2 separate regions of the Homo sapiens genome follow, and region 2 is linked to region 1. The links are chromatin loops, found by intact Hi-C in ENCODE. Cell type or tissue: B cell. All regions are shown on one strand. Each heading gives the region's core, and the rest is flanking DNA. Links, peaks and the distances in the headings are about the cores only. Region 1 overlaps LOC124900697 (a long non-coding RNA gene). Region 2 overlaps TMEM33 (transmembrane protein 33).

What was found. Peaks named below come from ENCODE experiments on the same cell type or tissue, not always from the same donor. Only the 100,000 strongest peaks of a DNase experiment are listed, where the experiment ranks them.
Region 2: it touches region 1 in a loop (23-fold over the local background); 14 of 110 quality-filtered maps call a loop at or near these places.

What each region holds. Positions count from the first base shown.
Region 1 is chr4:42,275,180-42,291,753 of GRCh38, reverse strand. It overlaps LOC124900697 (a long non-coding RNA gene), which reads left to right. Exons shown (of 2, transcript XR_007058106.1): 2 at 5,353-5,931. Among named protein-coding and RNA genes, the nearest start is that of SHISA3, 110 kb to the left of the region's middle. RefSeq lists enhancers at 6,043-6,544, 7,361-7,500. In B cell, for the core only: CTCF peaks have their summits at 9,362, 9,563 (motif pointing left), 11,009 and 11,210 (motif pointing right); DNase peaks (open chromatin) are centred at 9,573 and 11,223; H3K27me3 peaks cover 711 bases.
Region 2 is chr4:41,949,376-41,965,949 of GRCh38, reverse strand. It overlaps TMEM33 (transmembrane protein 33), which reads right to left. Exons shown (of 7, transcript NM_018126.3): 6 at 16,565-16,574; 7 at 5,147-11,880. The coding sequence ends at 11,751. Among named protein-coding and RNA genes, the nearest start is that of TMEM33, 22 kb to the right of the region's middle. In B cell, for the core only: CTCF peaks have their summits at 7,886 and 8,091 (motif pointing left); a DNase peak (open chromatin) is centred at 8,089.

The DNA of each region.
Region 1 (16,574 bases), core at 4,995-12,994:
TCTAACCCATACCTCCCGGGTCCCAACCATGACTTTCTTGAAAGTGTAGCCCCTAAATTCTCTTTACCTCTAAATCTACTTCTTCTCATCCCTGCTTCCTAGGTACTAATGGTTCAGACTTTCATTTCCTCTAGCAAGTTCTATCTCCAGAGGGATCTAAGGAAGGGATCTATGCTGTGTCCTTAGGCCCCTAGGCTATGAACCCAGAGAGTCTTCTCCCTGTTATCTCTCCCCATTTAGGCATACAGCTCTCAACATGGACAGTTATGTGGGACCCATTCCCTACCACCCTTGCCAGGGCCCCAAGTTTTCAAAGGGCTAGAAGAAAAAAGAGAGAAAGAGAGAGAGAGGCAGAGGGGAGAGAAAGAGAGAGAGACAAAGAGGGAGTCAAAGAGAGATAGAAAGAGAAAGATAGAACTAGTAAAGAAAAAAAGTATGCCCCATTCCTTTAAAAGCCAGGGTAAATTTAAAACCTATAATTGATAATTGAAGGTCTTCTCCATGACCCTATAACACTCCAATACCACCTTGTTTTCAGTGTAAACAAGGGTGTAGCCCGAAAACACTGAGACCACTGACAACCCATAGCCTTCCTATCAAAAATCCTTAACCCAGGAACCCATGGATGGCCCAAATGCATTCAATCTGTAGCAGCAACTGCTTTGCTAACAGAAGAAAGTAGAAAAGTAACTTTTAGAGAAAACCTCATTGTGAGCACACCTCACCAGTTCAGAATTATTCTAAGTCAAAAAAGCAAAAAGGTAGCTTACTAACTCAAAAATCTTAAAGTATGGGGTTATTCTGTTAGAAAAAGGTGATTTAACATTAACCACTGAAAATTCCCTTAACCCAGCAGGTTTCCTAATGGGATTTAAATCTTCATTACCATACAAAGGTCCGACCAGACCCAGCAGGAACTCCCTTTAGGACAGGATGATAGATGGTTCCTCCTGGGTGATTGAGGGGGTGAAAAACCACAATGGGTGTTCAGTAATTGATAGGGAGACTCTTGTGGAAGGAGAGTTAGGAAAATTGCCTAATAATTGGTCTGCTCAAATGTGCGAGCTGTTTGCACTCAGCCAAGCCTTAAAGTACTTACAGAATCAAAAAGACTCTATCTCAATCCTGACTCAAAATGTTACCTACACCATCTCTGACATGAATTTGCATAAGAACTGTTGTTTATGGGAATGCATCTTGATGGGGCAGCTGGGTTGTTATGAAATACTCAGGAACCCAGCCCAGGTCTAGAATTCACCTCTGAGCGCAAAGGCAATGTTGGCCATGCTGGTAAAGGACCACTAGAATCCAGGAGCCTGGACCCCTTTCTTTGTGGTCAAGAAAGGCGGGAAAACAGGTGCAGGACTGCTACATCAGAGAGCATAACAAATCCGATAAGCAGAGTTCCATGAGTGGTTAAGCACCCTGGAAAGGAACTCACCTCTGAGTGCAAAGGCAATGTTAGGCACACCAGTAAAGGACCACTAGAATCCAGCAGCCCAGACCCCTTTCTTTGTGATCAAGAAAGGCGGGAAAAGGGGTGCAGGACTGCTACATCAGTGAGCGTAACTAATCTGATAAGCAGAAGTCCATGGGTGGTTACGCACCCTGGAAAGGAATAAGCATTAGGACCACAGAGGACACTCTAAGACTAATGCTCATTGGAAAATGACTAGGGGTGCTGGCATCCCTATGTTTTTTTTTCAGATGGGAAACATTCCCCCCAAGGCAAAAACGCCCATAAGATATATTCTGGAGAATTCGGCCCAGAGTGTATGTATCTTTTTTCCCTGTCAGACTTGAAGCAAACCTAGGTAAATTATCAGATAGCCCTGATGGCTATATTGATGCTTTACAAGGGTTAGGACAATCCTTTGATCTAACATGGAGAGATATACTGTTACTGCTAGATCAGACACTAATCCCAAATGAAAGAAGTGCCACCATAACTGCAGCCAGAGAGTTTGATGATCTCTGGTATCTCAGTCAGGTCAATGATAGGATGACAACAGAAGAAAGAAAACAATTCCCCACAGGCCAGCAGGCAGTTCCCAGCGTAGACCTTCATTGGGACACAGAATCAGAACATGGAGATTGGTGCCGCAGACATTTACTAACTTGCGCGCTAGAAGCACTAAGGAAAACTAGGAAGAAGCCTATGAATTATTCAATGATGTCCACTATAACACAGGGAAAGGAAGAAAATCCTACTGCCTTTCTGGAGAGACTAAGGGAGGCATTGAGAAAGCATACCTCTCTGTCACCTGACTCTATTGAAGGCCAACTAATCTTAAAGGATAAGTTTTCCACTCAGTCAGCTGCAGACATTAGAAAAAAACTTCAAAAGTCTGCGTTAGGCCGGGAGCAAAACTTAGAAACCCTATTGAACTTGGCAACCTCAGTTTTTTATGATAGAGATCAGGAGGATCAGGTGGAATGGACAAATGAGATTTTAAAAAAAGGCCACCACTTTAGTCATGGCCCTCAGGCAAGCAGACTTTGGACACTCTGGAAAAGGGAAAAGCTGGGCAAATCGAATGCCTAATAAGACTTGCTTCCAGTGTGGTCTACAAGGACACTTTAAAAAAGATTGTCCAAATAGAAATAAGCCACCCCCTCGTCCATGCTCCTTATGTCAAGGGAATCACTGGAAGGCCTACTGCCCCAGGGGATGAAGGTCCTCTGAGTCAGAAGCCACTAACCAGATGATTCAGCCCCAGGACTCAGGGTGCCCAGGGCAAGCGCCAGCCTATGCCATCACCCTCACAGAGCCCTGGGTATGCTTGACCATTGAGGGTCAGGAGGTTAACTATCTCCTGGACACTGGCGTGGCCTTCTCAGTCTTACTCTCCTGTCCCGGACAACTGTCCTCCAGATCTGTCACTATCCGAGGGTTTCTACGACAGCCAGCCACTAGATACTTCTCCCAGCCACTAAGTTGTGACTGGGGAACTCTACTCTTTTCACATGTTTTTCTAATTATGCCTGAAAGCCCCACTCCTTTGTTAGGGAAAGACATTCTAGCAAAAGCAGGGGCCATTATACACCTGAACATAGGAGAAGGAACACCTGTTTGTTGTCCCCTGCTTGAAGAAGGAATTAATCCTGAAGTCTGGACAACAGAAGGACAATACAGATGAGCAACAAATGCCTGTCCTGTTCAAGTTAAACTAAAGGATTATGCCTCCTTTCCCTACCAAAGGCAGTACCCCCTTAGACCCGAGGCCCAACAAGGACTCCAAAAGATTGTTAAGGACCTAAAAGCTCAAAGCCTAGCAAAACCATGCAGTAGCCCCTGCAATACTCCAATTTTAGGAGTACAGAAAACCAACAGACAGTGGAGGTTAGTGCAAGATCTCAGGATTATCAATGAGGCTGTTGTTCCTAACCCTTATACTCTGCTTTCCCAAATACCAGAAGAAGCAGAGTGGTTTACAGTCCTGGACCTTAAGGATGGCTTTTTCTGCATCCCTGTACATCCTGACTCTCAATTCTTGTTTGCCTTTGGAGATCCTTCGAACCCAATGTCTCAACTCAGCTTGACTGTTTTACCCCAAGGGTTCAGGGATAGCCCCCATCTAGTTGGCCAAGCATTAGCCGAGCCAGTTCTCCTACCTGGACACTCTTGTCCTCTGGTACATGGATGATTTATTTTTAGCTGCCCGTTCAGAAACCTTGTGCCATCAAGCCACCCAAGTGCTCTTAAATTTCCTCGCCACCTGTGGCTACAAGGTTTCCAAACCAAAGGCTCAGCTCTGCTCACAGCAGGTTAAATACTTAGGGCTAAAATTATCCAAAGGCACCAGGGCCCTCAGTGAGGAATGTATCCAGCCTGTATTGGCTTATCCTCATCCCAAAACCCTAAAGCAACTAAGAGGGTTCCTTGGCATAACAGGTTTCTGCCAAATGTGGATTCCCAGGTACGGTGAAATAGCCAGGCCATTATATACCCTAATTAAGGAAACTCAGAAAGCCAACACCCATTTATTAAGATGGACACCTGAAGCAGAAGCAGCTTTCCAGGCCCTAAAGAAGGCCCTAACCCAAGCCCCAGTGTTAAGCTTGCCAACGGGGAAGACTTTTCTTTATATGTCACAGAAAAAACAGGAATAGCTCTAGGAGTCCTTAGACAGGTCCAAGGGATGAGCTTGCAACCTGTGGCATACCTGAGTAAGGAAATTGATGTAGTTGCAAAGGGTTGACCTCATTGTTTACAGGTAGTGGCGGCAGTAGCAGTCTTAGTATCTGAAGCAGTTAAAATAATACAGGGAAGAGATCTTACTGTGTGGACATCTCATGATGTAAACGGCGTACTCACTTCTAAAGGAGACTTGTGGCTGTCAGACAACCGTTTACTTAAATATCAGGCTCTATTACTTGAAGGGCCAGTGCTGCGACTGCCCACTTGTTCAACTCTTAACCCAGCCACATTTCTTTCAGACAATGAAGAAAAGATAGAACATAACTGTCAACAGGTGATTGCTCAAACCTACGGCGCTCGAGGGGACCTTCTAGAGGTTCCCTTGACTGATCCCAACCTCAACTTGTATACTGATGGAAGCTCCTTTGTAGAAAAAGGACTTTGAAAGGTGGGGTATGCAGTGGTCAGTGATAATGGAATACTTGAAAGTAATTCCTTCACTCCAGGAACTAGTGCTCAGCTGGCAGAACTAATAGCCCTCACTCAGGCACTAGAATTAGGAGAAGGAAAAAGGGTAAATATATATGCAGACTCTAAGTATGCTTACCCAGTCCTCCACGCCCACACAGCAATATGGAGAGATAGGAAATTCCTAACTTCTGAGGGAACACCGATCAAACATCAGGAAGCCATTAGGAGATTATTATTGGCTGTACAGAAACCTAAAGAGGTGGCAGTCTTACACTGCTGGGGTCATCAGAAAGGAAAGGAAAAGGAAATAGAAAGGAACCACCAAGTGGATATTGAAGCCAAAAGAGCCACAAGGCAGGCCCTCCATTAGAAATGCTTATAGAAGGATCCCTAGTATGGGGTAATCCCCTCCGGGAAACCAAGCCCCAGTACTCAGCAGGAGAAATAGACACGAGGACATAGTTTCCTCCCCTCAGGATGGCTAGCCACCGAAAAAGGGAAAATACTTTTGCCTGCAGCTAATCAATGGAAATTACTTAAAACCCTTCACCAAACCTTTCACTTGGGCATGGATAGCATCTATCAGATGGCCAATTTATTATTTACTGGACCAGGCCTTTTCAAAACTATCAAGCAGATAGTCAGGGCCTGTGAAATGTGCCAAAGAAATAATCCCCTGCACTTCAAGCCATACATTTCAATCCCTGTATCTTTAACCTCCTGTTGTTTGTCTCTTCCAGACTCAAAGCTGTAAAACTGCAAATGGTTCCTCATATGGAGCCCCAGATGCAGTCCATGACTAAGATCTACCACAGAGCCCTAGACCGGCCTGTTAGCCCATGCTCCGATGTTGATGACATCAAAGGCACACCTTCCGAGGAAATCTCAACTGCACGACCCCTACTAAGCCCCAATTCAGCAGGAAGCAGTTAAGAGCAGTCGTTGGCTAACATCCCCAATAGTATGTGGGTTTTCCTGTTGAGAGGGGGGACTGAGAGACAGGACTAGCTGGATTTCCTAGGCCAACTAAGAATCCCTAAGCCTAGTTGGGAAGGTGACCGCATCCACCTTTAAACACGGGGCTTGCAACTTAGCTCACACCCGACCAATCAGGTAGTAAAGAGAGCTCACTAAAATGCTAATTAGGCAAAAACAAGAGGTAAAGAAATAGCCAATCATCTATCGCCTGAGAGCACAGTGGGGAGGGACAATGATCGGGATATAAACCCAGGCATTCGGGCCGGCAACGGCAACCCCCATTGCGTCCCCTCCCATTGTATGGGAGCTCTGTTTTCATTCTATTAAATCTTGCAACTGCACACTCTTCTGGTCTATGTTTGTTATGGCTCGAGCTGAGCTTTCGCTCGCTGTCCACCACTGCTGTTTGCCGCCATCGCAGACCCACCACTGACTTCCACCTCTGCAGATCTGGCAGGGTGTCCGCTGTGCTCCTGACCCAGCGAGCCACCCATTGCTGCTCCCAATCAGGCTAAAGGCTTGCCATTGTTCCTGCATGGCTAAGAGCCCAGGGTTCGTCCTAATCGAGCTGAACGCTAGTAGCTGGGTTCCACAGTTCTCTTCCGTGACCCACGGCTCCTAATAGAGCTATAACACTCACCACATGGCCCAAGGTTCCATTCATTGGAATCCGTGAGGCCAAGAACCCCCGGTCAGAGAACAAGAAGCTTGCCACCATCTTGGAAGCTCTAAAAACAGAGACACCCCAGTAACAATAGAACAGTCCAGAATTGGTGGAAACAGCAAGGCAAGAATTTGGAAGCAAAGGATTCAGAGATTTAGGGCACAAATTGTCTGTTGATGCTTTCCACTGAAGAGTTTGGAAGAGTCTTTTGCAAGTTCCTGTAACGAACAATCAATCCATTTGCCTCGATAGGCAGGTTCTGGGAAAATAAAGTCATGCTAATGAAGACAGAAGAGTGGTGCAAAGTTCTGCTAATGTAGACAGAAAGCTGTGGATTGTATGGCTGGGTGCAGTGGCTCATGCCTCTAATCCCAGCACTTAGGGAGGCTGAGGCAGGCAGATTACTTGGGGTCAGGGGTTCAAGACCAGCCTGGCCAACATGGTGAAACCCCCATCTCTACTAAAAATCACAAAAATTAGCCAGGCCTGGTGGTGCTGCCTGTAATCCCAGCTACTCAGGAGGCCGAGGCACAAGAATCGCTTGAACCTGGGAGGCGGAGGTTGCAGTTGCAGTGAGCTAGAGCATGCCAGCACCACTGCACTCCAGCCTGGGCAGCAAAGCAAGACTCTGTCTAGAAAAAAGAGAAGAAAAGAAGAGAAGAGGATTATTAAAAGAAAAACTTTAAACAGATTAAATTTAATAGAGTTTATTTGAGCAAAGGATTCGCAAATCATGCAGTCCTCAGAAGCAGAAGAGGTTAGGAGAGCCCCCCTCTGCAAAGCGGGCACTTTGCAGGGAATATTTATAGACAGAAAAATGGAAGTGAGGTACACAAACAGCTGGATTGGTTACATCCTGGCGTTTGCTTAATTTGGACGTGGTCTTTCAGATGGCAGCCTGTGATTGGCAGAAGCTGGACACCCAGCTATTTGCTATAAAATATACTCCTCATTGGATTTTCATTTGTTTACATACTAAGTTAGGTTGCAGTTTATTACTTAGTGATACTCAAGGTATGGGAGGTGGTCTTAGGCCAAATTTAGGATAATTTAATAGGTTCCAGGATTGGTGTTCTGCCTGATAAAAGAAAAACTTCAGTGGAATTAAATTTAAAGGAGTTTAATTGAGCAATGAACAATTAGGCTCAGAGACTCCAGCACAGCCACATGTTGGAGAAGATTTATGGACAGAAAAAGGAAAGTGATGTACAGAAAACGGAAGTGAGGAACAGAAACAGCCGGATTGGTTACAGCTCAGTATTTGCCTTATTTGAACAGGTTCAAACAGTTAGCTACATTTGACTGGCCAAAACTCGGGTGATTGGCACATGTGTAGGCTCTGGTCTGTTTACACTTTCACTTGTTACAGTTCATAATGTACAGAGAAACCTTTAGACCTAACTTAAAATATGTAAGGAGGCAGCTTTAGACTAAACTTGATTTAACAAGGTTGAGCGTCCGGATGGGCAGTTTGGGTTCTCAGGTAGATTAAAAACTTTCTGAACTTCATTCTCAATGGACTTGAACATTCAGACAGCACTACCAGACATCCTCGTGGACGCCTTTCAGCTTCTAAGAACAAACTCTGTGTCTCCAGGGCTAAGGATAGAACAGAATGCTAAGATAACATAAGAAGGGGCACCTCGTTCAGTCTTTAAGAGTTGGGTAAGGCTTCTCAGAGGAAGAAGCACCTATGCCGAGACCTAAAGGATGAAAAACATCAGCCAGGCAAGGAGTGTGCAAGTCAGCCCAGAGGCTGTGTTCTAGGCATAAGGGGCAGCATGGGCCTGGAAATGAGAGAGACAGAGTGTGTGCATTGGAGAGCTGCCTGTCATCCAGGAGGAAGGGCTGAGGTTGTAGGACAGACTGTAACAAGCCTTGTAAGTTGTGTGTGCTAAGGAGTTTGGACATTTTCATGAAGGGCAATGTGGAGCCACTGAAGAGTTTTTAGCAGAAAAGAAAACCATAATCCAATGCACATTTGTAAAGGATCATCCTGGTGCTGGCGAATGATCTGGGGAGGGGCATGACTAGAGGCAGGGAAAGCAGTTATACCATTTACAAGGCTGAAGTCACACTGATTCATATTTATGTTCTTCTCACTTCAGAATCCACACGTTCATGGAGTCATAGAACCTAAGGGTTGAAAAGAACCCTTAAGGCCAGGCACGGTGGCTCACCTCTGTAATCCCAGCACTTTGGGAGACCGAGGCAGGCGGATCACGAGGTCAGTAGATCAAGACCATCCTGACTAACATGGTTAAACCGTCTCTACTAAAAATACAAAAAATTAGCCGGGCGTGGTGGCGGGCGCCTGTAGTCCCAGCTACTCGGGAGGCTGAGGCAGGAGAATGACGTGAACCCAGGAGGCGGAGCTTGCAGTGAGCCGAGACCGCGCCATAGCGCTCCAGCCTGGGCGACAGAGCGAGACTCTGTCTCAAAAAAGGAAAAGAAAAGAACCCTTAAAATCACCCAAACCCATGCCTCCCTTGCAAATTATACCAGCTACTCGAGAGGTTGAGGTGGGAAGATCTCCTGAGCCCAGGAAGCTGAGGTTGCAGACTCAGCCCTCTCTCCCTAATCCTGGGCTGGAAGGGGAGGAAGGGGAGGAAGGGGAGGAAGAGAAGGGCCCAGCGGGGCCAGGCAGGCACCCTGTCACTGGGGGAGGCTGAGAGGCAGAGCAGGTCTTGGGAAACAGCATTCTAGTCCAACCACCCACCCAAGCTGTGATTGACTCCCCTACATGCTGATCTGATCCAAGGAAAACACACGCTTTTCAAAACATAGAGAAATGTGTACCCAGAGTGTGCTTTAACAACTCCAAAGCCAATTATGGTCCATCTGATCTAACCAAAGCTGATTTCCTCAGGTGGCTGAATGAGAGGTCAAATAGCCATTCCCCAGGATTTCCACAGAGCTCAGCCAGAACATGAAGTTCCCGGCATGTCCCCAGGGCCGACAGCTCAACCGCTGAAGAGTAAAGCAGTCAAATCTTTTAATTTCCCTCCTTCTCCTGATAATTATAAATATGACACTGCAGTGAACTACAGCAAACTCCCCTAGAGGTGAGGGTTCACTATTCATTCACAAAGGAAACAAAAAGAAATCCTCCATATTTCACTTTCCCACATGTGCATGATTTTCACTGATGCTGATCAGAAAGAAAAACAAAGAGGCATTATTTGCAGATGAAAAAAATTGCATATCCACATCCATCTATTTATATAAATCCCCTTTCGCTCCCGTGCAGTCTGCGCCATTTGTGGAGAACTGCATTTCACCAGCACTCCATTCATGAAGAATCTACGAGCGCCCTCTAGAGGAATTTTCTCTCTTTCACATCTACACACGGTGAAAAGGGCCAACTAGGGCTGCTCTTGTCCGGGCTGAATTCTGGAAAGCATCAATTTCTCAGGATATATATGCAGCGTTTAAGTACATTTTCTGCGAGAAGCAGATGCATTGGTTTGCAAGTCAGAGCGAAAGCCAGTGCTGCTGTTCAGAGTCAGAGCTGGGCAGGATGAAGTTTAATGAACATTATTAACCATTGAGAAGATGCATTTCTTGCTGAGTAGCCCCCAGGGCAGACGACAGCTCAGTCACCCTGGAAGAATTCAACCAGAAAAAGACCTCACAAACCGACAGTTCTGTGCTAGTGAGAACCATTATTGCCGGGAAGGTGAATCTCTGAAACTACCACAAAACATCCTCACTGCCCTTCCCCTGAGGTTTCACAAACCACAGCAAAAGTCCAGTCAGTACCATTCAGGCCACCAGCAAGCCACGTGACCCCAGGCAAGTCATGTAACTTCTTAAAATGAAGGCTGACGAACTCCTGGAAATTTTGCTTCAGTCGTTATGAGGTCAGGGGTCATACACCTGCAAAATCTTGCTATAAATGCCCTTTGAACTCTTTCTTTTTTGCAAGTATGATGATGAGGGTTGAGAACAACTGGGTTATCCCGAAGTGTGAAAACTCACTTCAAATAGATGAATGATTCATATGTGAGAAGCTCTCATGTATGGGATGACTGGAAGTATGCCTTATCTTGAAGTCATTCATGTCTTCGTGATTTTTTACTTACAGAGTGCCTTTTTTGTTTAAGACACTGAAAATATTTGAAAAGAGATCCCTGGATCCCTGATGATTTGCCTTAATGTAATACTGAGTAAAATCTCATTAAATTGAGTGGAAATGAGTGGGGAAAATGAACCTTGAATTAAATGGGTTTGAACAGTGCAATTTAAAAAATATATATTAGGCATCTAGATAATACGGAGATAACAGTTGCTAAAATTATGTTGACTTCTTGATTTAACAGTGCCGCTTCCTCCGGGTGCAGTGAAATGAGCAGTTTGGGGAGGCAGAAAAACCTGGGGTCAATGCTGCTTCAGGGTACAGATCCCCATCCACAAACCTAAAACCAAAACTTTTTTTTTATTAAAAAGTAAACTTTAATGTCGAAAATGCAAACTTGGGGAAAACAGAAAAGATCACACACAAGGCTGTCACTTCACACTTCCAAGGTTGCACAGTGGTGGGGCAGAGGCGCTCCTCACTTCCCAAACGCTAAAACCGAAACTTTAAAGTTTCCCTAACTCGCCAGGTGGTGGCTCACGCCGGTAATCCCAGGACTTTGGAAAGCCAAAGCAGGAGGATCACTTGAGCACAGCAGTTTGAGACCAGCCTGGGCAGCATAGTGAGACCTCCTCTACAAAAAATTTTAAAACGAGCCAAATGTGATGGTACACGTCTGTAGTCCCAGCTACTCTGGAGGTTGAGGTGGGAAGATCACTTGAGCCCAGGAAGCAGAGGTTGCAGTGAATTGAGTTTGACCACTGCACTCCAGCCTGGGCGACAGAGCAATACCCTATCTCAAAAATAAATAAGTCAATAATTACAAAAATTGAAGTTTCCCTAACTTAACTCAATTTCTGTAGTGAGTCCCCATTCCACTAGGGGGCAGAAAGGTTAGCTGAGTCAATCATGGTTCCTCCTCGTTTCACCATATTGGCACATATTGGCACATATTGGGCTATGTGGGGTCACAGTGTTGCAGACTGGCATCTGACTTGATTTTTTTCTTCTTTGGAAAATGAAAATATTTATTTAGAACCACTCTGGGTTTTCTAATAGGTCAGTAATTTTATTTAATATATGTAATGATAGATAGATCAAAGGTATTTTCAAGTAATGACGACATTTTCTTAATCAGGGATTACTAAGCCCCCCCTAAGATGCTAAAATGTTATGCATTTGCCTAGAACCCTTTTTTGTCAGCAAACTGTGGTCCTGCATTTGGCAGCAGCCGTGATTCAGAGCAAGGCGGACTGGAAGGAGCTGTGGTCTGGATCTTTCCCTCTGCGCTATTCCCCTTCCCAGCTTGTCCTCAGCTGCGCCACCTGAGAAGTCTGGAGGAACATTCGCTGGAGTCTCCACGGTTCCTTCCGGCTGGGGTTCTTCTGCTGTGGCTTGGGCCTCTCCTGAGCTGCAGAGGCTGCCCCAGGCCCCACTGGGAGCCACACCAGCCACGCTCCTCAGGACGTCTCTGCCCTCTAAAACCAGCTGGGCTTTCATTTCCACCCGATCCTAGCCCCTAGCCCACCCCGGAAGGTGAGGCATATGGGCCTCCCTCTCTCAGAGACCCACAATGTCTCCTTGCAGCGGCTCCTTCTGCAGCTTCTCTCACTCTGATGGAGACACTGTCTGTCTGGTCCGGGAGGACTGGGGTGGGGAGTTCGCCTTGCCCTGAGTCATCAAAGTTTTCTATGTTCTGAGACCTCTTTAGAGTTCCTGTAACCACCCTTTCCAGAGGTCATGGATCCACATGACACCAGGGAATTTAAACGCCGCAGAAATTTGGAAGGGTCAAGAGTTACAGGAAATATTGAGTGAAAAGGGTCCATTGCTGTTCTGAAAACTTCCTGTGGACGTTCGGCAAGCTCCTGATTCTCCCTGAGCCTCGGTTGCTTCATCTAGCCAAAGGGAAAATGCTGTCTACCACATAGGGTTGTGGCGAAGGGTAAAGGTTAAACTCCTGGCTCGGAGGCTTATACAATAACCCCCACTCCCAAGGCCCCACTCCTGCTGTCTCTTAGCACTCCTGGATAGAAAAGAAATCAAGAGGGCTGAGTGTCCACAGCAACTGCTCTGGAATAAAGAAAAAAGGCAGTAGGAAAAGTGCATGGACACCCTCCCAGGGGACCCCATGGCTGGCAGAGGAATCTTGGAGATCGAACGTGGGAAGAAGAGGACGCGGGCACACAACCGGGAAAAGTCAAGATGTAGCCCAAGAACAAAAGTGCAAAGTGGCCGGGCCCCCCCACCCATAATGCTTGGGCAGCCACAGGGGCAGGGTTTAGAAGACAGATCATGGCTCCGCAGGCCCACGCACCTGATCTGGAACCTTCGCTTCTGCCATCTGCTGGGCAAAGTCCTAAGACGTGGCTTCTGTGATGTTCTACGCTGGTCCAATTGATTGCATTAGTAAAATCCTGCCATACATTTCACCGTTCCCCTACAGAAACCTGTTTCATTTTAAAATGAAACTTCTCACTTCTTGATTTCATACATCTTTCGCAACACTATCTCACCCAGCCAATTAGACGATAATTAAAGAATTTCCCAAAGCTCTGATTCCTTGATGTCAGAAAGCCATTTGCTTTTCTCCAACGCATCTATTAGCCTATTATTTCCATTTAGCCTATTTGTACACAGCACTCCACTGCTCCAGACTCTCAAATTGCTGATTTTTATGCTTCTTCCTTAGCACTTAATGCAGTTCATAAATTTTACTCTAAAAGTTTAGGCATAAATCACACTAAAAGCCCAAGTTACTGAGGAAAACTAGCAGCAAATCAAGATTGGAATACCAAGCCACCAGCATCAATTCTACATTTACACACTTCAAATTAAGAGTTCCCTCCCCATTATTTAAATGCAAACTTTTCTTACAACTTTTCCTTACTTTATATTAAGCTCCAAACCAAAAAAAAAAGGAAAATTCAAAATGTTCACTTGCTTTTTTGTTGCTGTTGTTATGCAATATTGAACTTTCTGTGGTATAGTCATAAAAATCACCTTTGTAAGGAAACAAACAAATGAAAAAAAGATACTCCTAAGAAACCATTATTCATTCCTGGCCAAGATGAAAAGCTGTAAGTTCAGAGTATTCTGGAAGGAAGAAAAACAATTATATATACAGCGTATATATACAGTCATCCAATACTCTGCGTATGATCTAGGTTGATGTCAGAAGCATTTGAGGTGACATTTGGCTTACAAAAGGCAACCCCATTTTTTACCATCAGTGCCCCTGGATAAGGGGGCAAACCCCTTGCTGACACAAGGCCTAGACATCAACCTTAACCATGTTGCCCAAATTACATTCCATGATGGTAATTCAGTTCCATCTTTTAAAAACAGATGAATGGGCTTCAAGGAGCTATTCTATGTAGAGACATTTTTCTTTATTGGTAAATAAATATTCCACCTGTGAGATGTAGCGCATTAAAATTAAATGTCAGTGACCATTCTATGGCTCCCTTTCAAAGGCAGGGAATTTCTCTTAGACAACATAATAATAATAATCAGCACTTTTCATCCTCCAAGCAATTTTTGAACACTAACTAATCAATCTGTCCAACATCTGTGTGAGGTAGATGAATAAGAATCATTATTTCCATCGAGGAGAGAAATGATGGGAAAAGTTGAGTGGCTGAGGCTTAGCTGAGGTCAAGACAATCCTGAACTGAGAAGCCTCACTTCACAACCATTCTAGCTTTGGGACTTTTGGCAAAAGAATAGAGACTGCAGAATCAGTTAGGAGGATATTGCAATATTCCAACTGTGACTTCTGCTCTCCGTGTGATGGGGACAGTGGTAGAAATGAAGGAGAAGTCTTTAATTGCTTTGGAGGACCATCAGAAACTAACCAGGAAATAGTCATTTGATTTATTAACTCATTCACTGATTCATTTCTTGACTCATTCACTTAGCTCCTGGCTGAAGATGTGTTTGCTAAACAATGGAATTTATCCATTTACCAAGTGTTGAGTGTCTGCCAAGAACTGTGTTCGATTTGGGAGATACTAAATGAAAAAGAACCCCTGATCTTGATTTCCTAATCTAGACATTAGGATCAAAGGAGCTGCTGTCTATCATGGAGACCATGAACTCCCATCAGTTCTGCCTCTCAGCCCTCTCTCCAGTCTATTCTGTCTTCTTGATCAGCACTGCAGCTACCCTTGCTCGGGTCCTTGTCATCTCTGCCCTCCAGTGTCTGTCCTCAGATCCTGTTTCTTTTTCGTTGCTAGAGTATTTCTCTGAACTTCAGATGGGATGCTAACATGCTCTTGCTTAAAGGCCTTCAGTTATGGTTCATCCATTTATTCTTTATTCCAGAATAAAGACCAAATAAGGCCCCTCCCTCTCAGGCCCATGCCTCTCTCTCCATTTCATCTTCCTTGCTCCTTATACTTCAGCCATATGGAACTGCTTTCATTTCCCTGAACACAATATGATAGGGTGTTTTGCCACTCTGACTTTGCACACATTTTTCTCTCTGCCTAAAATGCCCTCCACTCTGCCTCTCCACCTGGCCTGTCTAGTGAACTATCATCCTGCAGATCTTCCTTGCTCCTCTCTCCCTTCTGCACAATCTTCCCCAACCTTTCTTTTATTATTATTATTATTATTATTATTATTATTATACTTTAAGTTTTAGGGTACATGTGCACAACGTGCAGGTTTGTTACATATGTATACATGTGCCATGTTGGTGTGCTGCACCCATTAACTAGTCATTTAGCATTAGGTATATCTCCTAATGCTATCCCTCCCCCCTCCCCCCACCCCACAACAGTCCCTGGTGTGTGATGTTCCCCTTCCTGTGTCCATGTGTTCTCATTGTTCAATTCCCACCTATAAGTGAGAACATGCAGTGTTTGGTTTTTTGTCCTTGCGATAGTTTGCTGAGAATGATGGTTTCCAGTTTCATCCATGTCCCTACAAAGGACATGAATTCATCATTTTTTATGGCTGCATAGTATTCCATGGTGTATATGTGCCACATTTTCTTAATCCAGTCTATCGTTGTTGGACATTTAGGTTGGTTCCAAGTCTTTGCTATTGTGAATAGTGCCACTATAAACATACGTGTGCATGTGTCTTTATAGCAGCATGATTTATAATCCTTTGGGTATATACCCAGTAATAGGATGGCTGGGTCAAATGTTATTTCTAGTTCTAGATCCCTGAGGAATCGCCACACTGACTTCCACAATGGTTGAACTAGTTTGCAGTCCCACCAACAGTGTAAAAGTGTTCCTATTTCTCCACATCCTCTCCAGCACCTGTTGTTTCCTGACTTTTTAATGATCGCCATTCTAACTGCTGTGAGATGGTATCTCATTGTGGTTTTGATTTGCATTTCTCTGATGGCCAGTGATGATGAGCATTTTTTCATGTGTTTTTTGGCTGCATAAATGTCTTCTTGTGAGAAGTGTCTGTTCATATCCTTAGCCCACTTTCTGATGGGTTTGTCTTTTTCTTGTAAATTTGTTTGAGTTCATTGTAGATTCTGGATATTAGCCCTTTGTCAGATGAGTAGGTTGCAAAAATTTTCTCCCATTCTGTAGGTTGCCTGTTCACTCTGATGGTAGTTTCTTTTGCTGTGCAGAAGCTCTTTAGTTTAATTAGGTCCCATTTGTCAATTTTGGCTTTTGTTGCCATTGCTTTTGGTGTTTTAGACATGATGTCATTGCCCATGCCTATGTCCTGAATGGTATTGCCTAGGTTTTCTTCTACAGTTTTTATGGTTTTAGGTCTAACATGTAAGTCTTTAATCCATCTTGAATTAATTTTTGTATAAGGTGTAAGGAAGGGATCCAGTTTCAGCTTTCTGCATATGGCTATTCAGTTTTTCCAGCACCATTTATTAAATAGGGAATCATTTCCCCATTGCTTGTTTTTCTCAGGTTTGTCATAGATCAGATAGTTGTATATATGAGGCATTATTTCTGAGGGCTCTTTTCTGTTCCACTGGTCTATATCTCTGTTTTGGTACCAGTACCATGCTGTTTTGGTTACTGTAGCCTTATAGTATAGTTTGAAGTCAGGTAGCGTGATGCCTCCAGCTTTGTTCTTTTGGCTTAGGATTGACTTGGCGATGCGGGCTCTTTTTTGGTTCCATATGAACTTTAAAGTAGTTTTTTCCAATTCTGTGAAGAAAGTCATTGGTAGCTTGATGGGGATGGCATTGAATCTATAAATTACCTTGGGCAGTATGGCCATTTTCACAATATTGATTCTTCCTACCC
Region 2 (16,574 bases), core at 4,992-12,991, 330 kb after region 1:
CTTCTGGAGAGTGCTCTCACAGTTACAGAAGTGAATCTGATTTTGCTAAGTAATAGCACTTTTGCTTTTTGTCCCTTGCAAAAGCCCCAAAATCTCACAAATCACTAAAGAACTTACTCATGTAACCAAACATCACCTGTTCCCCCAAAACCTATGGAAATAAAAGAAAAAGAGAGTAAAGTAATTCGACTGGTGACACAGATCCAAAGAATTTTTTCTCAGAAAGGTGACTTAAAATATGGTCACACAAATTTTAGCCAATACCAACTCATCAAGTATGGCCTTGGGGGACGTTCTTTTAAATTCCAAGAGTCCCAGAATCTCCAAAGGTAAAATGCGAAGCATAACATAATGTAAAATATAGCTGTTGGTTCATATAAATCTTTATAGTATACAAATACTTTCACATACACTACCTCAAATAATCCTTTCCTAGCCACATTCTACAAATGAAAAAATCGAGGCCCAGAGAAACTAAGAGAATGTCCACAGATTGGAACCACTATTTGAGGACTTCCTGCCATCACTCCTGATGCTATTATTTATAACTCCTTGATAATGTTTTAACACTTGGGCTGCTAAATTGGATCTAATGTGCGATTAGCACACGTTTTTAAAGTCTGAATGCTTTTAGGCAAACCATGTACTTTCCAGCTCAGTTCAGTCTTCCCACTACTACCAATATTATCAATTCATGTGTGTGTGACATCATCCTGTGTTTATTTTCCTTAGGTAATAGTGATCACCTACTTGAACACTTGGGGTCTTGGCCATTTGTTTTTTCTTAAAAGCCTGATCAATATTCAATAGCAACCATTTTTTAAAAATTCCTCAAAAGAGGCCGGGCGCGGTGGCTCACGCCTGTAATTGCACCACTTTGGGAGGCTGAGGCGGGCGGATCACAAGGTCAGGAGAGCGAGACCATCCAGGCTAATATGGTGAAACCCCGTCTCTATTAAGAATACAAAAAATTAGCCGGGTGTGGCCACTGCACTCCAGCCGGGTGACAGAGAGAGACTCCGTCTCAAGAAAAAAAAAAAAAAAAATTCCTCAAAAGAGTCTATGTGACTTTGTACTGTGATTTATAACCAGATTTACCAAGTGGTTAATTATGATAACCCAAACTTCTTTTGTATTCTTCAAAAAGGCTTTTTGCATACTCTATTTAATGGTGAAACCAAAAAGTGAAAATATAGATGGGCTAGACAGTCTATAAATTAAAAATTATTAGAAATAAAATAATTAACCAGTGTTAAGTTCTACTGATATCTGTAATAATGTATTGTTTCAAGGCAAAATAAATGGAATATTTGGTATATGGATTACGCAATACTTCTTTTCCCCTTGGCATGACATAAAAGATCCATTTATAAGAGACCCATTAATAGTCAAAAATGTTCATTTACAAGAGTAACTCTTAAGTATCTCCTCTTATCCTTGCTCAAAACTCTAAAGACATCTAAGAGTATCTGAAACCATTCTTCTGAGACTGTACCAATAGCAAATGTATTCCACAAATTCTATAAATTTTTAAAAAAGAACTAATCATGTGAATGCCCAAATTATGATGGCAACCCAAAGAACATTCATGGGCACATTTCTGACACTGTTACTTACCATACAAAAATGCACACTTCAATGGCTGGGCACGGCGGCTCACACCTGTAATCCCAGCACTTTGGGAGGCCAAGGCAGGTGGATCACAAAGTCGAGAGATCGAGATCATCTTGGCCAACATGATGAAACCCCATCTCTAGTAAAAATACAAAAATTAGCTGGGCGTGGTGGTGCACGCCTGTAGTCCCAACTACTTGGGAGGCTGAGGCAGGAGAATCGAACCCAGGAGGCAGAGGTTGCAGTGAGCTGAGATCACACCACTGCACTCCAGTCTGGCGACAGAGCGAGACTCTCAAAAAAAAAAAAAAAAAAAAAAAAAAAAAAAAAAGCACACTTCAGTGAACAGTATCTGAATGAGGACTGTATTCTAAAGCTTTCCTTCACAACTATCAATAAGAAATTCACTGACTTCTCAGTGGAATTTTAGTTTCTCAGTCTTAAATTGAAACCCTAAAACGTCCTTCTACTTGTTGCATAAATATAATGGAAAAAATTATTAGCTCACTTAGGCACCTTGAAAACTAGTAGTATGTATTAACAAATGATAATGGTCTAAATTTTTTTTTTTTTTTTTTTTTTTGAGACGGAGCCTCGCTCTGTCGCCCAGGCTGGAGTGCAGTGGCGCGATCTCGGCTCACTGCAAGCTCCGCCTCCCGGGTTCACGCCATTCTCCTGCCTCAGCCTCCCAAGTAGCTGGGACTACAGGCGCCAGCCACTACGCCCGGCTAATTTTTTGTATTTTTAGTAGAGACGGGGTTTCACCGTTTTAGCCGGGATGGTCTCGATCTCCTGACCTCGTGATCCGCCCGCCTCGGCCTCCCAAAGTGCTGGGATTACAGGCGTGAGCCACCGCGCCCGGCCTATTTTTTTTTATAGCATGAAAAGGTTAAAATCATGACCAAGAAGCCCTTTTGAACCTTGCTTAGATAGGTTAGTGTAAAAACCAGCTGGAACAGTCAAAACCTGTTTCCTTTTCCCCCAATTTTTTTAGTTACAAGCAAAATGAGAGCCACTAGAATTATTTTTCAGAAAAATTGCCACCAGGGGGCAGTTTACTTGTAATTAAGGTAAGATTCTAATGTTTCAAAATTTAAGGATGTGATAATTACCAGTAAGTAGAAAATGAACAAAGAATGATTTTATAAACCTGCTTTAAGGTTATTTGAGTATATTAATAGCAAAGATTTAAAAACATGATGCTACTGAAAGCATACTACTACTGTATGTATGTATAACATTATAGCAGCCAAAAAACCATTTCAGAATAAGTAAAATGAACACAAAAACCCAAATAGACTTGTAATAAGTCTCCTTACGTATAACTTTGCCATAATATTAAAAGGCAAACACCACCACCAAAAACCCCTCTGGTAGGTTATTAGGATGTTTACTTTGAAAAATTTTTTTTATTCCCAGCAATATATCCATATAATTAAGAACATAACTAAAAATATAAAATAGCACATATTAAAATATTTTCCTTGAAATGGTTTCAATATTTTTCTTTTGTTTCTTAAAGGGGATGAGGTCTTGCTGTTTTCCAGGCTGGTCTCAAACTCCTGGGCTCAAGCGATTCTCCCACCTCAGCCTCCCAAGTAGTTGGGATTACAGGCGTGCAACCACCATGCACAAAGTCCAGATTCAATATTTTTCCAAGAAATGTTTCTTTTGAAATTAAGGACTGTCCTCAGGACAGGAAAATATAAAGTTCATTAAAAAAATTAATTCAAAATAAGCCCAATAGCACAAGAGCCCAAAAAGGAAGTTTAGCCATCCAGATAAAGTGTTTTTGTTTTTGTTTTTAAAGCCCATTTCTAAACACTTCAAAAGATGAACTACATGCTTTGGATATTACTAAGTTGAACTGCCAAACACAATACTATGAATTCATAGTATCAAGACCCATTATTTTAAAGAAACCTAAGTATATGACTGTATCTTGTATAAATTAATGACAAAAAAAAAGAAATACCTATTTTATTCTGGATTACTACAAGTTTTATTTCTGTGTCTTCAGAGTCTTGGTTTGTTACTTAAGTGGAATGGTCTATTATTGTTGGAACACTAGGCAATAATGGTTGTAAAGCTCCAAATTTGTAGGATTTAAAAAAATGATACAAACTATTTTTTTAAAGTATATAAAATTTTAAAGTAAATCTGTGATTAAATTCACAAACTCACAATCTAATTACTTGATATTTATTAATATTTGTTTTAAGGGCAACTTAATGAAGACAATGGTACTAATATTAAATTTGTCTTAATTTAGTGGCATAGCCCCAACTTACCCCCGCCCCCTTCTTTGGTTAACAGGACTCCCTTCCTTTGCAGAACTTAACTGCCTCCTATTCTGTTTCTGGTGACAGCACCAACCCAAATCCCATATACTCAGGTTTTCAGGGAAAAATAGTTGGATACACGATCTCCACTGGGAGGGAGAGAGTAAAGAGTAGAATGGCAACATCTCTTTCTATAACTTCCCCAAGAGGGAGATGTTTATCTCTGCATTTTCCTGAGGGCAACAATATATGGAGACAAGTCTTCCCTTTACTAAAAAATGTTGGAATTTCCCCCTCCCTTCATAATATATTGCAATAAAATCACGTAAGCCTTTTTCCTATCAGGGCATTACTCTTAATCATTTCCAGTCATCCAACCTAAAAGACCTATGATAATTATCGTTAACGTTTTATATTGATCTTAAAAAGCATCTTAATATGTTAGAGATACATAATTAAAATTTTACTAAGTCATTTAAAATAACATGAAATGATTTAAACCAGGAGAAAGGAAAGTGAATAGGGATGAGGGTAGGGCACATTTGACCATAGCCAAGGATTGTGAGGGCTGGGAGATAAGAATATGGAGGTTCATTACACTATTCTATTTTTGTGCATGTTCAAAATTTGCCATGATAACATACACTTTTAAAAGATCTTTGTTGACACATCACCTGCTTAGACTGATAATTCTCAGGGATCTCAGTGCACCACTTTCTTGGAGTTTCTCCATTCGACCAGCCTTGAGTAATGAAATATTTTTCCCTTCACAAAGCTCAGAATTATTTTATAAACAGCTCCAAATATTTCCATATGCTAAAGGAAAGAGCATTATGAATCAATAATGCATATGTCCCTAAGACCTCACACTACTAAATCTTTAGGAAATCAATTTTCCTAACTCTACTTATTGCATTACCACTTTTCCCCTTATGTACATAACTCATTTACTAATTAATATTTATTCACCTGTCAGAATTGCCTTTATACAACTGATTTCCATAATGCTCTTAGATTACAATCTCCAAATGGACAAGGATTTAACTTCCTTGTACAGTGTATTGCTTAATGCCACTTGTCAAGAAGAGGCAGAAAATTCTAAACACCTATAAGAGAAATATATTTCTCTGTTATCCTGCGTTGACTGATGACTTTGTATATACTGTATGCTGTGAATCATTATAGGGCTATAACTCATCTCTAGAGTATAAATTTCACTAGATTAAAAAAAGTACAGAATCAAGCAAACAGCTGAGGCATCAATGTAATTTTTCTTTCCTTTTTTTTTCCAGTTACACCTTAGATCACATTTTTACCAGTTTCACATCAGACCTCAAAATCATGGCATCTCTATTATTTGTGATGGGCTGAGGATAAGAGGAGTGTGTTCAAATTCACCTTATTCTAACAAAAAGGCAATTAAGCTCAAAGGAAAGCTGATTTCTAACTACAAATGTTCTTAGTTCTTTTGCAAGATAACATTTTTGTATCTGCTAAATTCCAGAGAGATTTTTATTCCACAATTAGATTTTAACATCAATAAAATCTTAGATATAACAATACAGATGAAGGAACAATTGAATTTGCATTGAAATAAATATTAGACATACAAAGCATATACAGTGAAAAAGGGTCACAATAAATTACAAGTAGAGACATTATTTCCCTCAATCACCAAAGAAAGCCCTTGATACTTCCAATTTCACACCATCAAATTTATCATTCTTGCTGATTTAAGCAGAACACAAAACAAATATGGATCCCAGGGCTTACTTTCACAGGTACCAGCATGGATAATTTACTATCGTGATCCAATTTGGAAATCAGTAGGGACCAGTAAATCACTGCATAAAAGAAAGAGTGAATGAGGTCCTTTTTCCTTAGTGTCAGCAGGCTATGATTATTATGTTTATTAGATTTTCTTGAAAGGACTTCACATTTTCTCAAATATGCAGGAGAACTGTATTTCCCCTCTGAGCCCTACATTAGCATTTATGTGCTTTGGTCTTGAATACAGGGGAATGAATTTTTCAATTTATTTTATAAATTTATATAGTCTGGATAGTATTGGCCTGAAGAATGTAACTCCCCAACCTGTACAATATTAGATATTAAAAATGGATTCAAGAGAAGTTACTAAGAAATGCTGACATACTGTATATACAAATTTTTAGTTCAATATATGCCATTATATAAAGCACCAAAAGTAATGCCTTTATAAATCAAGCCATTTTTTATGACTCTGTTTCTAATCTTTGTAACCCTTTTACATTTGTTCCAATATACACACATCATAAATGTTACTTGCTCAACACTTCACCGATTTGGTCTCAACTTAAAAATATATATGTAGGCAAAAATTAATGTCAAAAGGAACTGTTCTAACAGTTACAAGAGAAAATAGTAAATATTTGGAATTAAACTGTCATGAACAAAGAAAGAAAAGGTTAGTTTCAAAGTGCTAGGCACATCAAGTGAGTAGCTTCAGAAGGCTAGGTAACATGAAATAATTCTTAGGCCACTCTTTCTCATGGAATATGAGCTAATTGTTAGATTTCAGCAAAGACATCCATCTATAATTTTTTCCTATTGTTTTCTAAGAAAGGAATCTGCTTTAGATTTTAAAATACTGTGCTTTCTTTATCTCTTGTCACATCAACTGACACTGCAGGTCAGATTTCCTACACGCACAAGAGGAGAAAGACTATATAGAGTTAATCCATCACACTTGACTATGTTCCTTCTAAAGAACCCATGTGAACATCACCTTAAAACATAAATATTTCCTAGAATAGTTACTACCAGTAAACCTCCCAAACCTTTAGAAGCTCCTTTGTTCTCCTTAACAGCAGATCCAATCATAACTTTCTACCCTGAATATAAGACTGCTCCTTAAAACAATCTCTGGAAATAACTCCTAGATTTACACGGGTATGCCTTTGGTATACTAAATGTTGAGCTATAATATCATATAGGCTCTGTGGAATTCTCCTAATCCTAGAGAATTCCAATGAGTTAAGGGAAACTAGTTGTCTCAGCCAGGCTTAGTGGCTCACACCTATAATCCCAGCACTCTGGGAGGTCGAGGCGGGCAGATCACTTGAGGCCAGGAGTTCAAGACCAGCCTGACCAACATGGTGAACATGGTGAAATCCTGTCTCTACTAAAAATACAAAAATTAGCTGGGCGTGGTGGTGCACGCCTGTAGTCTCAGCTACTAGGGAGGCTGAGGCATGAGAATCGCTTTAACCCAGGAGGCAGAGGTTGCAGTGAGCCAAGACTGCACCACTGCACTCCAGCCTGGGCAACTGAGTGAGAATCTGTCTCAAAAAAAAAAAAAAAAAAAAAAAAAAGAGCGAGAGAAACTAGTTGTCTCTACAAGCCAAGCATAATTTTCAAATCTAGGTGCCATTCCTCATATAATATCTACAAATTTCAATATGCTTTTATATTACTATCAAAAGTCTAAATTTTAAAAGAGGTTCAACGGGCTATATCTAGTCTACCTACAAAATGATCATGAAAACACTTTAAGTACCATTTTTTACACATCTGAAAATGAAGGAGAAAGGATAATTTTATATTAGTGTGTTTCGGTGATGTAGGCACTTAGCATGAAAAGAAAAAACTGGATAGACCTTGATCTGAATGGTGTCACTCCAAATTGTGGCCTATTTTACTGTTTTCCTAGAAAGCACATATTGACAGGGTACTTCTTTTGAATAATTCAGTATTTTAAAAATGCAAGCCAGGCACAGTGGCTCACGCCTGTAATCCAGCACTTTGGAAGGCCGAGGTGGGGGGATCACGAGGTCAGGAGTTCAAGACCAGCCTGGCCAACATGGTGAAACCTCATCTCTACTAAAAATACAAAAACTAGCTGGGCATGGTGGCGGGCACCTGTAACCCCAGCTACTTGGAGGGCTGAAGGAGAATTGCTTGAATCCGGGAGGCAGAGGTTGCAGTGAGCTGAGATGGCGCCATTGCACTCCAGCCTGGCCAACAAGAGTGAAACTCCGTCTCAAAAACAAACAAGCAAACAAACAAAAAATGCTTAATTTTTTTTTTCAATCTTGAATGATTACATATTTAAAAGGGCCATGGAATTCAGGGACTTAGTTTTATAGCTGACTCAGCACTTTTGGTGGCATTTAACCTTCAAACACATCATGTGAAAATGGGGGGCTACCTGAGGAAAGAGTGCCACCTACTGATTATAAACATAACTGTCCGTGGCTACTTCTTCCTTGAAGTTTTCATTTCAAAGTGTCAAAATTAGTCTAATTTGTGTGACAGCTTTGAGACTGTCAGATTCTAAGGAGATTAAGGAAGGAAGAGGTGGTGGTCAGAATAACCTATGTTAATCAAAATAAACTCCTTAGCATTAGTTAAGGTTCTTTACCTCAATCTCTCAAAATTAATGTTATTCTGAACTAAAACTTAAAAAAAAAAAAAACTAAATCTCTCAGTTCTACTTGTCTTATTACACATATACTCATCTTCTTTTCCAGAAAAAAATAATATTCATGTCCTAAACTTAGAAACCTAACCTGAAGTTTTGATCTGGATTTTTAGGAAGAAGGAAGTATTGATGGTTTCATCATTCTTAGCTCTATAAAAGAACCTATTAATTTTTCATAACTTTTAGCTTAGTATTATAGTTGGCCTTTTCTCTGTAAGGGACATTCTTAAATATTCAAGTCTAATTTTCTTTAAAAAGTTCGCTTGCTTTCTTTCTTCCAGGAGGATCTACCTCTGAACTTCATTCCAAAAAAAAAAAAAAAAACCTAAATACAAATTGCATAATAAATTTCTCTTTAGATTGATATTAGAGTTTAAATTAGTAAGGTACCAACTATACAAAAGGACAGAGAATCCTTGCTAAAATAAAGTAGATTTTGTATAAGGCTTCCATCTATCCAAAAAGGTTTAATATTTAAAAATGCCAGAAGAACAATGGTACTACACCACTTCCAGAAGAATTAGACACACTGGATGTTAAATGAACTTCTTTTAAACCTGTAACTAACAATAAGTTCAATGATGCAGTAAAGAGTTAATTTCTGTTACTACATTCATTCTATATATTGCTATTGTATTTCCTTAATTTTAATTTGATAGGTATACATGTAACACTATAATTTCAAATTCCAAATCAGCCGGTTGTAGATATTCCTATTGCAGAATTTCTAACTATGAGTTCATGCAAACTAAACATCTAGTAATGCTCAAATTGTAAAATTTACTTTTTCGTAAGTTTAAGATTACCTTTTTTTGTATATTAAACCTTCCTTTAAGAAACAAATCTGTTTCAACTTGTCAAACATGAGTATATCAGAAATATTATAATTCTGCTAAAATGACATAAAACCTCAATTTAAAGCACAGAGTGTTATTTTATACTGTAATATTTTTAATGTTAAAATGCTTTTTGTTAAAACCAACATGGATTATTGACCAATTATCTTGACCAACAGTACTTTTCAAAATAAACAGGAAAAACTCAAAACAGAGACACACAGATCTTTAAAAGACAATCATGATTTTAAAAAAATCATGGATCATGGTATAAACAGAGCACACAAAAGGAAAATAAGAAATGAAAAAAAAACTGTTGAAATTCAAATAAGTTTTATACTTCAGTTAGTAGTATTGTTCTGGGCTAATATCTTACTTTAGATAAATGTTCTACAGTTATGTAAAACGTTAACATGAGAGGACCTGAGTAAAGGGTATGCAAAAGAACTCTTCTTGGCAGGGCGCGGTGGCTCACACCTGTAATCCCGGCACTTTGGGAGGCCGAGGCAGGCAGATCACGAGGTCAGGAGATCGAGACCATCCTGGCCAACATGGTGAAACCCTGTCTCTACTAAAAATACTAAAATTTTGTATTTTTACAATACAGCTGGGACTACAGGCGTGGTGGCGTGCACCTGTAGTCCCAGCTACTCGGGAGGCTGAGGCAGGAGAAGCACTTGAACCCAGGAGGCAGAGGCTACAGTGAGCCAGGATTGCGCCACTGCACTCCAGCCTTGGCGACAGAGACAGACTCTGTCTCAAAAAACAAAAACAACAACAAAAAAACTCTCTTGTACATTTCTGACTCTTCTATAAATCTAAAAGATCTTTTTAAATTATAGGAAAAAACTAACAGCTTCAAAATAAACATGACTTCAGCTGCCAAAATTTCTTGATATAATTCAAGACTTCATTTTTTAAAACATAATTAGAAATCAACATTATGTTTACTTAACATTATAGTCATTTTATTGCTCTAGAAAGTTTAGTTTCTAAAACCATTGGATTACTTACATAGTGACAATAAGACTAGCCACATACACAAAATCAACTGTATGAGGCTGCTTCTCCAGCTTAGTGGACAAATATTACAAAAATACAAAAATAGCTGATTATAGTTAAGCTATCAAGTATAATTTTTCATGTATTTATCCTAAGAATATCCCCTTTTTATAGATAAGGAGATGAACAAAAATAAAACTAATGTTACTGATAAATTACTAATGAATGTATTTGAGAAATCCAAATTACATGCAGACAGAAACTGGTCACAAAAACCATTACATTTCTCTATACTAAAACTGTACAATGTTTTAAACATTTCCAATCATGCAACGGTAATGAAGATCAGCATGAATTTTATAAGAGTTGATGGGAGTTCAATGAACAGGATTTAACACATTTTACAACCCAAATCAAAGTTGAATAATACATCCAATTCCCCTAAATTTATCTATGCGTTGAGACTGAAATGCACATTATTCCCCCACAACTCCTCCCCCTACCCCATTCCCAATCAATTACCTTACCTATAAAACCTTCCATTTAACCTTTTAAGTCAGATTTGATGGGTAAACATGTAATCTACAGTATACTCTCCATTATTATTTCAGGATAGACACACATATAGTCAGATGCTGAATCTTCATTACATTCCTTTCAAAAGGCATCTAAACTGTTGCAATTGTCTATGAAAATTCAAGCCTAAGAAACCAAGAAAACTGGCAGTCAAGATTCTGAACTAGGTAGTTCTACAAACTATAATACGAATAATCTATATGTCCACATTAGTAAAAGAAGGATTTCCTGTTTGAGAAATGTTTCTCAATGGCTCTTTGAAGGGAAAGCTGTGTCACTACTGCTTTCTGCTTTCAATGGCTAGGTGACCCCAAATATTTATCCAACTGGCTAAGAGGCTTACAGTTGAGCCTTTTAAAAAATACTCAAGGCCACAGAAGTACTTACGGAAATAAAATTTTAGAAGATCATAGTTTAAGATACATAGAATTCTTCTTATAATGGTACATTCAAAACACATCTGTCCTAACAAAGCAGCATAAAACCAATTAAAAAAACAATTTGAAATTAAATACACTGAGAAGTGTTAAAATCATTAACCAAAATTACTGAATGGTAGAATACTGTCTCAAAATGTACTGAATTCACATATGTGTATCACCATAATGAATTCATGCCAGATATAAACTCAGGTTACCAATTAGGTTGAAACAAATTTTAGAGCTATTTTTTTTACATGAGAAATTAATGTACTTCATGATATAGGCACAACAGCATCTTTTTAAAAAAACTGGTATATTTATCACTAGATACAGACTTCTTTAACCATTAGCAACACAGCGCAGTAAAATTTTCTCAAAACTTTTTAAGCTTGATTTAACATGCCAAGAAAATGATTATTTTTCCACCGAGATGCATTTATGTAAATTATGTAAATTGGATTGAGGTCAGTGTAACACCTGGAATTTACAACCCCTAGCAGAAGTACCAGCTGCTAATAATGCTTATACTATATTTGTAGCTTAACTAGATGTTAAACTATGGAACTGTTGGTGCCAATCTGCTTATAAAGGCAATGCTCTGGAGACAAAGTCTTCTCACAAACAGTGGGCAAGCAGGTTTCATTATTATGTGTTCAACAACAATCCTCAGTTCATTAAATAAGGTCCTGCAAGACAAAATAGTTTTCTTTGAGAAACACAAGGAAAAAGCAATACACAGGCTTACCTCATTTTATTGTACTCCATAGATATTTCATTTTTTACAAATTGAAGGTTTGTTGCAACACCGCATACAGCAAGACTATCAGTGCCACTTTCCAACAGCATGTGCTCACTTCATGTCTCTGCGTCACACTTTGCCAATTCTTCCACTATTTCAAATGTTTTCATTATTAATCTATTATGGTGATCTGTGATCTGTTCTGTTACGGTGATCTCTTTGGTGTTACTATTGTAACTGTTTTGGGGCACCACAAACTGCACAAATATAAGATGAAGCAGTTCATGAAGGCCATTCCTGATTGGTCTCTTTCCCTCTCCTCAGACCTACCTATTCTTTGAGACACAATACTGAAATTAGGCCAATTAATAACCCTGTAATGGCCTCTAAGTGCTCAGGTGAAAGGAGGCCTCCCATGTCTGTTACTTTAGATGAAAACTAGAAATGATTAAGCTTAGTGAAAAAAGCATGGCTAAAGCTAAGACAGGCCAAAAGCTAGACCTCTTGTGCCAAATAGCCAAGCTGTGAATGCAAAGGAAAAGTTCCTGAAGAAAATTAAAAGCCCATTTCTGTGAACGGATGAATGATAAGAAAGCAGAACAGCCTTACTGCTGATGGTAATGCTATTGCGCACTTAGCAGACTACAGTAGAGTGTAAACATAACTTCTGTATGCACTGGAAAACCAAAAAATTCATCTGACAGCTTTGTGATATTCACTTTATTGTGGTAGTCTGGAACCACTCCCACAACATTTCTGAAGTATGCCTCTAATGCTAAACAAATACTCATGAAGGAATCTACCATAGCCATTAGAATTTGAAGTAAAAGAATAACTAGAATGCATTGTAGAGAAAACACAAAATACAATGAAATTCTCAAACAACACCTACATCTTTTATGGGTGGAAACACTCATTTAACAAAGGTATTTAATAAATGGCTATCTCTAAAACCTCAGATTAAATTTTAAAAATTATATATATATATTTTAGAGTCACATCATTTTCACATTTAACTTAGGCAATTTCAACTAGTTTTTTAAAACAGAACAAGAAAAAATATACTACATGGACAGTGTTTTTTATATATTTTAAAATATATAACATGGACAGTTATATTTATTCACCCACTATTTCCTTAAATGTACATATTGTCCCTCAGAGATTTCCTCTTCTGTAAAATAATTCTGAGTTGTGGTGAAATTTAAATGCAATATGGAAGATGCTCAATAAATGTTACTTCCCAGTTGGATCAATACACTGAACTATGACTCTTTTATGCCTTCCGACTAAAGCCCAAGTACTCGGTGTCACACCCAATACCCTCCACAATCTAGTCTCAATCTAATTTTCTGCCCCATCTCCTGCCACTCCCTGCCCTCGCTCCTATCATCAACTTATGTTGCATGTTTGTGCCCAAAACCATGTGGGCTTTGCCTATGTCTTAACTGTGCTCACTGCCTACAAAGTATTATTACATACTGTAGATATCACATATATTATACAGGCTAGTATACACAAAATCATGTATACTGTACTGACATTTATAAGTGATATGAAGGATCATCAAGGGTAATTTTAACCATTCACAATTTTCACCTTATGTGCTGACTCATCCTGTATAAAGATGCAACTACTATTCTACCTTTTTGTGTCCTGTTTTACTTCTATGGTTAGAAAAAAAGCAACAAATCTACTTTTCTAAACAAGTATTTAATATGCTTGCACAGAAAGACAGGAATAATAATATTTGGAGTAATGCATAATTTTCCAAAACCTGCCCTTCCTGTATCTCCTGTCTTCGTGAGAGCACCATTACAACTCTTAGGCTTCCAAGCCAGAAACCTGTGGGTCTTTAATTTACTCTTTTCTCTCAAGCCCTAATATCCTATCTCCTAATACCTTTCATATTTGTCCCCTTTTCCTTTTACCACTGGATTAATTCAGGCTCTAGACTACTCTAATAGTCTCCAAATTGATATTTTTCTTCTCTTGCTGAGCTTGCAATCCATTTTCTGGAATATTTCTAAATCAGATTTCATCATGGGGGTTCCCAGCCTCTCTATGTTACAATCTTCAAAGGCTCTCCTTACCTCAAAATAAAATCCAAACCCTTTCATGATCTAGTCCTTTCTACCATCTACCTTTGTGGACACAGATATTTATCAATTCTCTATATACTTCCTGAGCTCAAGTATGCTAAGCACTTTTCAGGCACCCATGTGTCAGAACTCAGGCTCATTCTTTAAAAGACTTGGCTTATGTTCCCACCTCCTCAGTGAATTCTTATTTGTCTCTGTCTGTTCTCTATGCTTTCAGAGCACCTTCATCATCACACTGACTTACATAGCTGTCTAATTTATTCAGCAGTGAGTACCTCTGAAAGAAGATATTTTAATTCCACATAAGTTCATCAACATACAATCACTGTTTTAACCAATCAGTCAAATGAATAAAGCTAGAAGACATGAGGACTAATGAAGTCAATCGCTTTCACTAAAGTCACATAGTTCTTTTATTACTGGCTGCATCGCTGGCACAGACCAAGTCAGAGTTCCTTAACAGCACGGACAACAGAACTTTGAACAATGATAAAATTTTTGCATATCTGTGCTGAAGGACCAGTCAGAGAGTTCCTTAATAGCACTGACAACAGAACTTTGAGTAATGACAAAATTTTTGCATATGTGTGCTGACCCACAGTTGCCATCAGCAACACATGGCTTTTGAGTACCCACCTGAACTGTGCTCAAAAGGAACCAAGTTCTAAGTTTTATGAATTTTATTTAAAGGTCAAATGTGGTTGCTGTGCTGTACTGGACAGCACAGCTATAGACAATCTGCACTAGAGATCCAAAAACAACTGAAACCACCAACTTGAGAATAAATATCGTAGGTGAAAATGGTACAAATTGTGAATAGAGATGGTCTCAAAACCTTTAATTAAAAAAAGTGTAGTACTGAAAATGTAGTTTTATAGCCTGTTTATCAATATTTACAAGCTGAAATATTTTCCATTACCTTTCCACTGGTTTGGTTAAAATGGGTGCTTATAAGACAGCTTTGAAGATGTTTACCAGCACATATTTGTGTTATCTTGATTCACTGCTATCCTTTCCTTTTCAGTCCACTGAAAACTGAATTCTAGATGTACTAATATGATTTAAGGGTATGTGAAGAAAATGGGAATGGAGAAGGAGGCACAAAGAAGCACAGAAAAACAAATATGCTGATTAAAATAACAGATGTCAGGGCAAGAGAATATAAGATAATGTCTGAAATGAATATAGGGACCAGAAAGAAAAAAGGCTAAAACTCAAGAAATCAAGTAAAAATGAATGTTAATTTGCTACTAGAGACTCACTAAGAACGAATGTCTAAAATAAGTTCTATTTTAGAAAGTATTATAAAAAAGACATTGTCTAATAGAGCATAAAAACGCTCTGAACAGAAAATCAGATCATAGAATAATGAAAATGAACTAGTAAGAACATAACAGTCTAAGTACTTTTAAAATATTACTTCGCTTCACCCCCAGAAGGAGTTATTTCCTCTACCAATGAAGAAATCCAAATAAATAACCTGCCTAGTCACACAACTAGTTAATGATGGGCCAGCATTCAAATTCAAGTTCTTTTTACTGTACTTATGAAAATATACAGATTGCTGTAATGCACTCATTGGATTTCTAGCTGAATTCTACATTATTTTAAACTTAAAAATAGATTATCTTAATATTAGTATTTGAGTATCATTTTAGTTTTACTCCAATGCTTGAGATCAGAATGCATAATTTAGTGTATATTAATTTAAGCCTCCATTCCTGAAAACTACAGTAATTCCCTAAAATTTCTCTGCTTCCCCATTTTTCTGCTTCAAACTCTTCTGGCACAAGGGTATCAGAAGAATATTCTGACGATGTCAAAACCATCATTCCCATTCACCTAAAAGATAAATTCCAAACTTCTTACCCTAAAACTCAAGAAGTTTTATAATATAGCTCCAATATACCTTTCTAATCTTAGCTCCAGCAATTAGCCATTCAGAATCTCCATTAGAGTCAAAACAGCTCTACATAAAGTTCCTCAAATATGGCTTGTGCTTCTCGTCTCTCTTGCCCCACCTAAAATGCTTTTCCCTATTCAAAAGCTTTACTCCTCCCACAATCTCAATTTTGTGAAACCTTCCTGGGCTCATCTATCTTCTGGCCCAATGATCTCTCCCTTCTGTGGACTGCAGTACTGATATAATAAAGCAAACATATGGCATTCATTATCTATTGGCTTGTGAATTCTGTATCCTAACCATTGTTTATCTAATTGACACGTGTTTTGTTTCTTCAACTAGGAAAGTTGAGAGTGGAATCTATGTCTTATACATTTTAAAATTTGCTAAGTTTTAGCAGTGCTTTAGAGGTGGCGTAGATAACTGCAGTCTCAGTTTCTAAGAACAAATACAACCACTTCCTCACCAACCCCAGTACATTCTAAGGCCTAGAACTTAAATTTACAAAAACACTGCTTGCTTCTAAAGTCTAACACATTAGCTAAGTAACTCTTAAGAATTGCGAATACTATATATTCACAATACTCTCAACAAATAAAACATGCCTAAAATAATCATCAGCTTACCGACAATATG